Linked DNA regions of Homo sapiens: region 1 is linked to region 2. Evidence: read pairs that join two places in POLR2A ChIA-PET (ENCODE). Cell type or tissue: A673. All regions are shown on one strand. Links, peaks and the distances in the headings refer to the core of each region. The heading gives the core; the rest is flanking DNA. Region 1 overlaps PAPOLG (poly(A) polymerase gamma). Region 2 overlaps PEX13 (peroxisomal biogenesis factor 13).

What was found. Peaks named below come from ENCODE experiments on the same cell type or tissue, not always from the same donor. Only the 100,000 strongest peaks of a DNase experiment are listed, where the experiment ranks them.
Region 1: POLR2A ChIA-PET joins it to region 2 with 24 read pairs; 2 of 35 experiments call an interaction of 5 or more read pairs at or near these places.

The regions. Positions count from the first base shown.
Region 1 is chr2:60,778,157-60,782,556 of GRCh38, forward strand. It overlaps PAPOLG (poly(A) polymerase gamma), which reads left to right. Exons shown (of 22, transcript NM_022894.4): 9 at 1,481-1,619; 10 at 2,551-2,623; 11 at 3,729-3,849. Among named protein-coding and RNA genes, the nearest start is that of PAPOLG, 24 kb to the left of the region's middle. In A673, for the core only: no CTCF peak of the experiment used is centred there; no DNase peak of the experiment used is centred there.
Region 2 is chr2:61,043,081-61,047,480 of GRCh38, forward strand. It overlaps PEX13 (peroxisomal biogenesis factor 13), which reads left to right. Exons shown (of 4, transcript NM_002618.4): 3 at 2,646-2,771. Among named protein-coding and RNA genes, the nearest start is that of SANBR, 21 kb to the right of the region's middle. In A673, for the core only: no CTCF peak of the experiment used is centred there; a DNase peak (open chromatin) is centred at 1,791; H3K27ac peaks cover 830 bases.

The DNA of each region.
Region 1 (4,400 bases), core at 374-4,373, 260 kb before region 2:
TATTTTTTTAGACAGGGGCTTGCTGTATCTCCCAGACCGGAATGCAGTGGTGCAATTATAGCTCACTGCAGCCTCAACCTTCTGGGCCCAAGCGATCCTTCCACTCTAGCCTCCCGAGTAGCTAGAACTACAGGCATATGCCACTACACCCGGCTAATTTTATTTTATTTTATTTTATTTTATTTTATTTATTTATTTTTTAGCAGAGACGAGGTGTTGCTATGTTAGCTAGGCTGGTCTCAAACTCCTGAGCTCAACCAGTCCTCCTGCCTTGGCCTCCAAAAGTGGTGGGATTACAGGTGTGAGCCACAGTGCCTGGCTGAGTGTGACAGTTAAAGGTTTCTTTTCGGGGTGCTGAAAACATTCTAGTATTGATCATGTTGATGATTGCACAACTCTCAGTATACTAAAAAACCATTGAATTGTGTACTTTAAATGGACGAATCTTATGGTATGTGAATTACATCTCAATAAAGCTGTTACAAGTTAAAAAATAGCAACACATGGCTTGTGGCTACCATATTGGACAGTGCAGGTCTAAAAAGATAGTAAGCAAGTAGAATTTGTCCTTGGGCTCAAGTGTCTTGTATACTTAAGATAAAGTAAAATTTGCACTGAAGGGATAACATGAACAATTTGCCCTTCTTTAAAGATTAAATGCCATGTTTTGTCAGTTAGATGCATATTTTTCATATTTACCACATCTGAAATTGGTATTTTGTAGGTTTTTTTCTTTTGCTCGCTTGGCGGGACATAATATAGATAGCTATATAAAAAACGGTCATGACAACCATGGTGGTGCACCCCTGTAATCATAGCTACGCAAGAGGCTGAGGTGGAGGATCAGTTGAGCCCAGGAGTTTGAGGCTACAGTGAATTATGATTGTGCCAGTTCACTCCAGTCTGGGTGACAGAGTGAGAGCCCATCTCTTAAAAAAAGAAAAAAAAAAATAGAAATGAATGATATCAGTGGTGTATTCTACTTTATGGAGAGGTATCCAAATTCTGTGAAATACTGAAGTAAGTCTCCAGCTTTATACTTGATTTAAAAATACCCATGAATATGATTATTAATTAAATATTCATTCTTCCCCATTGTCTCTCCAAATGTCTCCTTCCTTTCATTTTTCTCTCAATCCTAAATACTGAAAAATGGGGAATTTCAATGTAGTATCAGTGGAGCCCAGTTGGGCAGTTGGAACTGAGGCAAAGAACTGAGGTGTCTGTATTAGAAGGGAAAGTAAGGAGGGTAAGATTAGCAATTTATGGTTTACTAATTAGACTGTGGGCCTAATGTGAAGGTCTGCTTATCAGTTTTAATGTTTTGTTTATAGGGGAAAATTTCCAACCAACCGTCTTATGAATAAAGTTACCTTGTTGAATGTCACGGATATTCATTCACCTTGTAAAGAGCAGAAAAAAAAAGAATGTCACAGATAGTAGGTCCTAATAATAATTAACAAATATATTGATTTTCTAGGACGTGGTATTTATTCCAACATGCTAGGATTCCTTGGTGGTGTCTCCTGGGCAATGCTAGTTGCAAGAACTTGCCAATTGTATCCAAATGCAGCAGCATCTACTTTAGTTCATAAGTTCTTTTTAGTTTTTTCCAAGTGGTAAGTATTTACGTGTGTACTTTGACTGTTTACTAATCTCTACCTATGCGTAAGTTTGTTTGGAAATTTAAGAGCTATACATAGACTTTTTCTGTTGTTTTACATTGCTTTGTAAAGTTGAAAGTATAAAACATCAACTTTGAGGCAATGGTGGGACATCTAATTGGCACCTTCTTCCAGGGATTTGTAAATGTGGGCCTTTAGCTTGGGAGAGCAGTTAAAATAAGTTTGGCTTTGCAAATTACTAGTTATGTAGAGGTCGTTTAAGCTTTCCTCATTTGTAAAATGGAGATGATAATCACATTGATATATTAGTATTTTCAGTAAATGTTGGCTGTTGCTGTTACTAAATTATCGGAATTAAATCCATGAAAGCAAATGAGAAGGAAGTGAAAGATTCAGGTGTAAATTAGTTACAGTTAATGAAAAGTAATATTTGCCCTTTCAGAGAACACTGCATTAAAATGAGCAGCCTTTCCTTTGTATACTTTCTTACCTAGCCTTTTTTTTTTTTTTTTTAATTGAGACAGGGTCTCACTCTGTTGCCCAGGCTAGAGTGCATGCATCTCAGCTCACTGCAGCCTCTGCCTCCTGGGCTCAAGTGATCCTCTCACCTCAGCCTCCTGAGTACCTGGGACTATAAGCGTGCACCACTAGGCATGGCTAATTTTTGTGTTTTTAGTAGAGACAGGATTTCTCCATGTTGCCCAGGATGGTCTCGAACTCCTGAGCTCAGGTGATCTGCCTGCCTCAGCTTCCCAGAGTACTGGGATTACAGGCATGAGCCACCATGCTCGGCCTTTTTTTCCTTTAATACCAAATACCCAGAACATTCACTCTGTAGAAGGTTAGAACAATCTAATAATTATAAAGTTTCATGTAGTACCTGAAGTGAGATCATGTGTAAGTTAATTTGCCTTATTCATGTCAGGGAATGGCCAAATCCTGTGCTGCTGAAGCAACCAGAAGAAAGCAATTTGAATTTGCCTGTCTGGGATCCTCGGGTATGTGATTTATTATGGAGTTTCTTTAAAGCTTTTAAGGAAGAGGACATTTCACTAAATTACAGTCTAGTTAAAGATAGTTCCTCTTGTCTCTGTTCTTCCTTCTATATAACTATAGTCCCCTTCCTCCTTCTGCTGTGGTTTTTGTTTTGTTTTTTGTGCAGATGATTAGGATCACTAATGCTGATCCAAATGTTATGTCATTAAAAATCGCCCATGTAAGATGAGTGGGTGTCTTATGGACAGTGTCATAATCCAGTGTGGAAAAAATGTCTCAAAAGTAATTGGATACTTGGCTGGGCATGATGGTTCACGCCTGTAATCCCAGCTCTTTGGGAGGCCGAGGCGGGTGGATCACCTGCGGTCAGGAGTTCAAGACCAGCCTGGCCAACGTGGTGAAACCCCCTCTCTACTGAAAATATAAAAAATTAGCCGGGCGTGGTGGTGCACACCTGTAGTTCCAGCTACTCTGGAGGCTGAGGCACGAGAATCACCTGAACCCCAGAGGCACAGGTTGCAGTGAGCCGAGACTGTGCCACTGCACTCCAGCCTGGGTGACGAGTTGAGACTTCGTCTCAAAAAAAAAAAGTAATTGGTTACTAATAATAAAGTACTAAAGTATAATAAAAGATTTACTTTGCAATACAATTTAAAGCAAATTCATTGTTCCAGGGTAGCATAATTCTCCCATATCTTGCATTTTAATTTGCTTTTAGAGTGAGTGCTCATTCCTCTAGGTAACCAAGGGGAAGTCATCCATTGAGTGGGTGGTGAAAAAGGATTGAGAACCATTAAACCAGATAATGCTTTTTGTAGTTATAATACTGTATTTCCTTGATTATAAGAGATCATTGTTTATAAGATGCACATCAATTTAACAGCTTTTCTGAGGAAAAATATACTTCTGCAGTATTTCCTTTGACTTTGACTATCAGACATATCCAACTTCAGAAATAAATGCAGTTGGGGAGGGAAAATGTACTTCTTAAACTTGAGGAAATGTAGTATTAAATTTATATTTCATATTCTTCAGACTTTTGGGGAAATGAAGTGAGAACAACTGAAATAGGAGAATAGATCAGTTATTCTGCTTCTAATTTCACAGGTAAATCCATCAGATAGGTATCATCTCATGCCCATAATCACCCCTGCCTACCCACAACAGAATTCTACGTATAATGTGTCCACATCAACTCGAACAGTAATGGTAGAAGAATTTAAACAAGGTAAACATGTGGCCCTGTTGCCCTTTACATATTCCCACAAGTTTTTGGTTAACAGTTTTATTCTCTGTTGCAGCTATGGATTGGCAGTTAGAGTTATACCTATTCTTTCTAAAAATTCTTTCAAGTATGGTTATTTTGTTTTTTAGTAATGAGTTTTCAAAAGTATATGATAATATTAAGGCCAAAAATGGAGCCAGCCCAGTCTGGTTGAAACTAATTTTTTGTGTTCTAAGAAACAACATTATATATATTTATATTTTGTTACTCAAGAGTTTGGTGGGCCGGGCGCGATGGCTCATGCCTATAATCCTAGCACTTTGGGAGGCCGAGGCGAGCAGATGACCTGAGGTCAGGAGTTCAAGACCAGCCTAGCCAACCTGGTGAAACCCTGTCTCACAAAAATTAGCCGGAAGTGGTGGTGGGCACCTGTAATCCCAGCTACTCAGGAGCCTGGGGCAGGAGAATCGCTTGAACCCAGGAGGTAGAGGTTGCAGTGAGCCGAGATAGATCCACCACACTCCAGCCTGGGTGACAGAGTGAGACTCTGTCTC
Region 2 (4,400 bases), core at 154-4,153:
CAACAAGAAGGCCCTTACTAAATGCCCCTTGATCTCGGATTTCCTAGCCCCCAGAACTGTGAGCAAATAAACTTCCATTGTTTACAAATTACCCAGTCTGTAGTATTCTGTTAAAGTAGCATAAAACAAAGACAGGCTGGGTTCGGTGGCTCATGCCTGTAATCCTGGCACTTTGGTAGGCCGAGGCGGGCGGATCATGAGGTCAGGAGATGGAGACCATCCTGGCTAACGTGGTGAAACCCTGTCTCTACTAAAAAAAAAAAAAAAAAAAACAAATTTTCAAAAAAAAGACAGTACTGCTTAGTTGTTTATTTGAGAAATCAATGGTGAATTGGAAATGACTGAAGAATTAGCCTCTATGAATAGTCATGGTTCAACTACAGACAAGAACATTTTCAAAGAAGGTGAAAACACTGATTCCGTACAACCTGAATCTGCTAAGATGTGTTGCACCTGATAATGGTGAAAATTCTAGGTGGAGCAGGAAAAGGCCTAGTTGGACAAAAGTTACAAAGGTTTTGAAAATACAGTTTTTTTGTTTATGGTTATTCATTGTATTATCAGCAGCCACATTGCAGAAAATATTTGAATTTATCATGTGTTATTGAACTAGTAGTGTCAAGGTAAAGTTTATTCACTCTTGTGACATAATCATTGTCAGTTTTGTGAATTTTTGTCAGATACAGAAGCTGAAGATCCCGACTTGCCCTACCGCATGGCAATTCAATGGCAGAACAAGGTTTAAGTTTTATTTTATTTTTTTTGAGATTGAGGCCAAGAATGAAATTTTTCTGAACAGAACTCCTTTTCAGCTATTGTTATTAAACCCATTCAGCTTTGGAAATCACCTTTTACTGCAGACTTAGTTAAATTCTGAGTTCTTTTTGGAGACAGGGTCTTGCTTTGTCAGCCAGGCTGGAGTGCAGTAGCGTGATCATAGCTCACTGCAACCTCACACTCTTGGGCTCACATGATTCTCCCACCTCAGCTTCCCAAGTAGCTAGTACTAGAAGTACACACCACCACACCTGGCCAATTTATTTATTTATTGTGGAGACGAGATTCCACTGTGTTGCTCAGGCTGGTCTTGAACTCCTGGCCTCAAGCAATCCTGCCTTAGCGTCCCAAAGTGCTGAGTGAGATTACAGGCATGAACCACCATGTCCAGCCCAGACTTAGTTATATTCTTTGTTGTTGTTTTCTTTTTGAGACAGGGCCTCACTCAGTTGCCCAGGCTGGAGTGCGTAGTGCAGTCTCGGCTCACTGCAACCTCTGCCTCCCAGGTTCAAGCGATTCAAGCTGAGACTATAGGCGCGTGCCACCACATCTGCCTAATTTTGTTTATTTTTTTGTAGAAACAAGGTTTCCCTATGTTGCCCAGGTTGGTCTTGAACTGCTGGACTCATGCAATTTCCCCTGTCTCAGCCTCTCAAAGTACTGGGATTATAGGCATGCGCCACCATGCCCGGCTAATTTTGTATTTTTAGTAGTAATGGAGTTTCTCCATGTTGGTCAGGCTGGTCTCAAACTCCCGACCTCAGGAGATCCACCCGCCTCGGCCTCCCAAAGTGCTGAGATTACAGGTGTGAACCACCACGCCTGACCTATATTCTTAAGTAATTCAAACGGAAACCACAAAGCAGAACAGTGCTTATATGCAAAACTTATGCTGGAGTAAAGTTTTGACAACACCTAATACAGTTTGACTCACAAGTAATGTCACACTGCTTTATAGACCTCTCAGACTGTCAGAAGTTAACACAAGCAGTATCTCCATTCCCACGCAAGTTGGCAGCAGATACATTTTCCAAGCTTAAGCTATTAATACAATGCCAGAGCATTTTTTGGACCTCCATGCAAGCACAAAGGAAATTTCCATATTTCAAAATCCATTTAACTATGCAATTGAGGAACTTCCACTTAATCTTCATTTGGAAGTGATTAATCTGCAATGTAATAACATGGTAAAAGGCAAATATCAAGAGAAGAATTTAACAGAATTATATTCTGGCCTATTACTCTCCCAACTAATAAATATGCTCAATTAAAACCACATACTCATAGACTCATATTAGGATTTGACATTACCTATCTGTGTGAAAAGGCATTTTCAAAAATGCAGTACCTCAAATTTTATTACAAATTAGAATTAGCAAGTGAATATTTATAATTGATTTCCAATTAAGTGAAATATCCTTCCCCCAAAATATTTCATTCTTCTAAGTAACTTCCAAATAGACCTGTATTACCAAAAAGAAACATGGTTATTATATTTTTAATCTTGTCAATAAATTTATGGAAATTTTGTTTCCTCTTTTTATAAAAGTAATTGCCCAATATCCTGTTTTGCCTCTTGGCTTTCAAAGTCTAAAATATTAACTATCTGACCCTTTTCAGAAAAAATTTGCCAACCCCTGGCTCACGGTAAGAGAGCGGGAAGTTGGAGCTTAAAGAAAGGAAAAAGTTCATAATAGGTATCTTTAGTGGATCTATTGTTGATTTAACATAGTATTCATTATAGTTTTTACTTGGGAGGGGAGGACTTTTCTCTTGGCAAATTTATGCAGTTTGCAAGCCATAGCCAGTGAAATATCTGCATTTTTCTTTTGTAAATTTTATTAACCTAATTTTAATTTGGCTTATAGACAGCATCAACTGGGCAAGTGGTGAGGATGACCATGTAGTTGCCAGAGCAGAATATGATTTTGCTGCCGTATCTGAAGAAGAAATTTCTTTCCGGGCTGGTGATATGCTGAACTTAGCTCTCAAAGGTAATAAATTATGAATAAGTTGGAATTATCTGTAAATTTTGATATTCATAAATGCAGTATTAAAAACTACAACAAAGGATCTTGTTCATTGTTAGTTAACTTAGAGATAGTTACTAGAACTTCTTTTTCATGTCAATTTAGAGCTTCCAAATCTGGAGGAGTCAGGAAGAAATGCCCCAGCAGAGTTATTCGAATACTATTTCACTGAGATAAGGAAAGGCTTTGTTTATATAGGCTTTTCTAAACTCAAAATACTTGAATTTCAAACTGTTAATCCCCACACAAAAACGTGATGTCAGTAACTAAACATAACAAATCTAATAAAGCAAAGGAATTATGTAACATCATCTAAGCATTGCTGTTAGTCCTTGTGGACTGGTGTTGCTTCTTTATTACTTCAGCAGTGTTTACCTCAGAAATTTCATCATAAGTATTTTAGGAAATAGTGTCATGAAGTATTATAGAACCCCAGCAAGAGATTTATACGCATCTCGGGTTTATTTTTGGACCAAGTCACTGATACTTTTTAATGACTCTAGGCAAAATGACCTTTTCCTTCACCCTTCCTGAGTAATGATTATCAGGATTTTTATGGATTTTTTTAAATATGTGTATTTATGGGGATTCAAGTTTATTGCAAAAAGTGATGTTTTGTTGATAAAGGTACTAATAACAATAACATGTTATTTATTGAGTACTTACTATGTACAAGGTACTGTATTTTACATATTTCATTTAAGCCTTACAATAATACGGTGAAGTGGTACTATTATTATCCTGTCATTGTTTTACCCTTGAAGAAACTGAGACTCAGAATAAGTAAATTGTCCAGTATCACAAAGCAAAGGTGCAATAGAACTGGACTATGAATCTAGGTTTGTCTAACTTGAGACCTTGTGCTTTTAACAACTCTGGCTGTTTTTTCATGGAAGGATCTATTTATGGAAACTTCACCCTTTTTTTGGTTTTAGTCATTTTTTGCAGGGAAGAAATACTTTCAATGTTCAAATCATTACTATGTAAATAATTGAAAATTTTGGATGAGATTACTAAATCTTTGCCTCATCCCTTTTACAAAAAACCTAGACTTAAGCGAGGTGCAGTGTGTGCACCTATAGTCCCACCTACTCAAGGGGCTGAGGCAGAAGGATCACTTGAGGCCAGGAGTTTGAGGCTGTAGTACATTGTAATCACACCTGTGGAACAGCACCACTGCACTCCAGCCTGGGCAACGTAGTGTAACCTTGTCTCAAGAAAAAAAAAACAAACCTCTAGACTTTTAGGTATTCTATTTGTATTTTTCTTTCTTTTTTTTTTGTTTTGAGACAGAGTCTAGCTCTGTTGCTCAGGCTCGAGTGCAGTGGCACGATCTTGGCTCACTGCAACCTCCGCCTCCCGGGTTCAAGTGATTCTCCTGCCTCAGCCTCCTGAGTTGCTGGGACTACAGGCACATGCCACCACGACCAGCTAGTTTTTGTATTTTTAGTAGAGACAGGCGTTCACCATGTTGGTCAGGCTGGTCTCGAACTCCTGACCTTGTGATCCGCCCGACTTGGCCTCCCAAGGTGCTGGAATTACAGATGTGTACCACCACGCTGGGCCTATTCATATTTTTCTTATAGGGAAAAT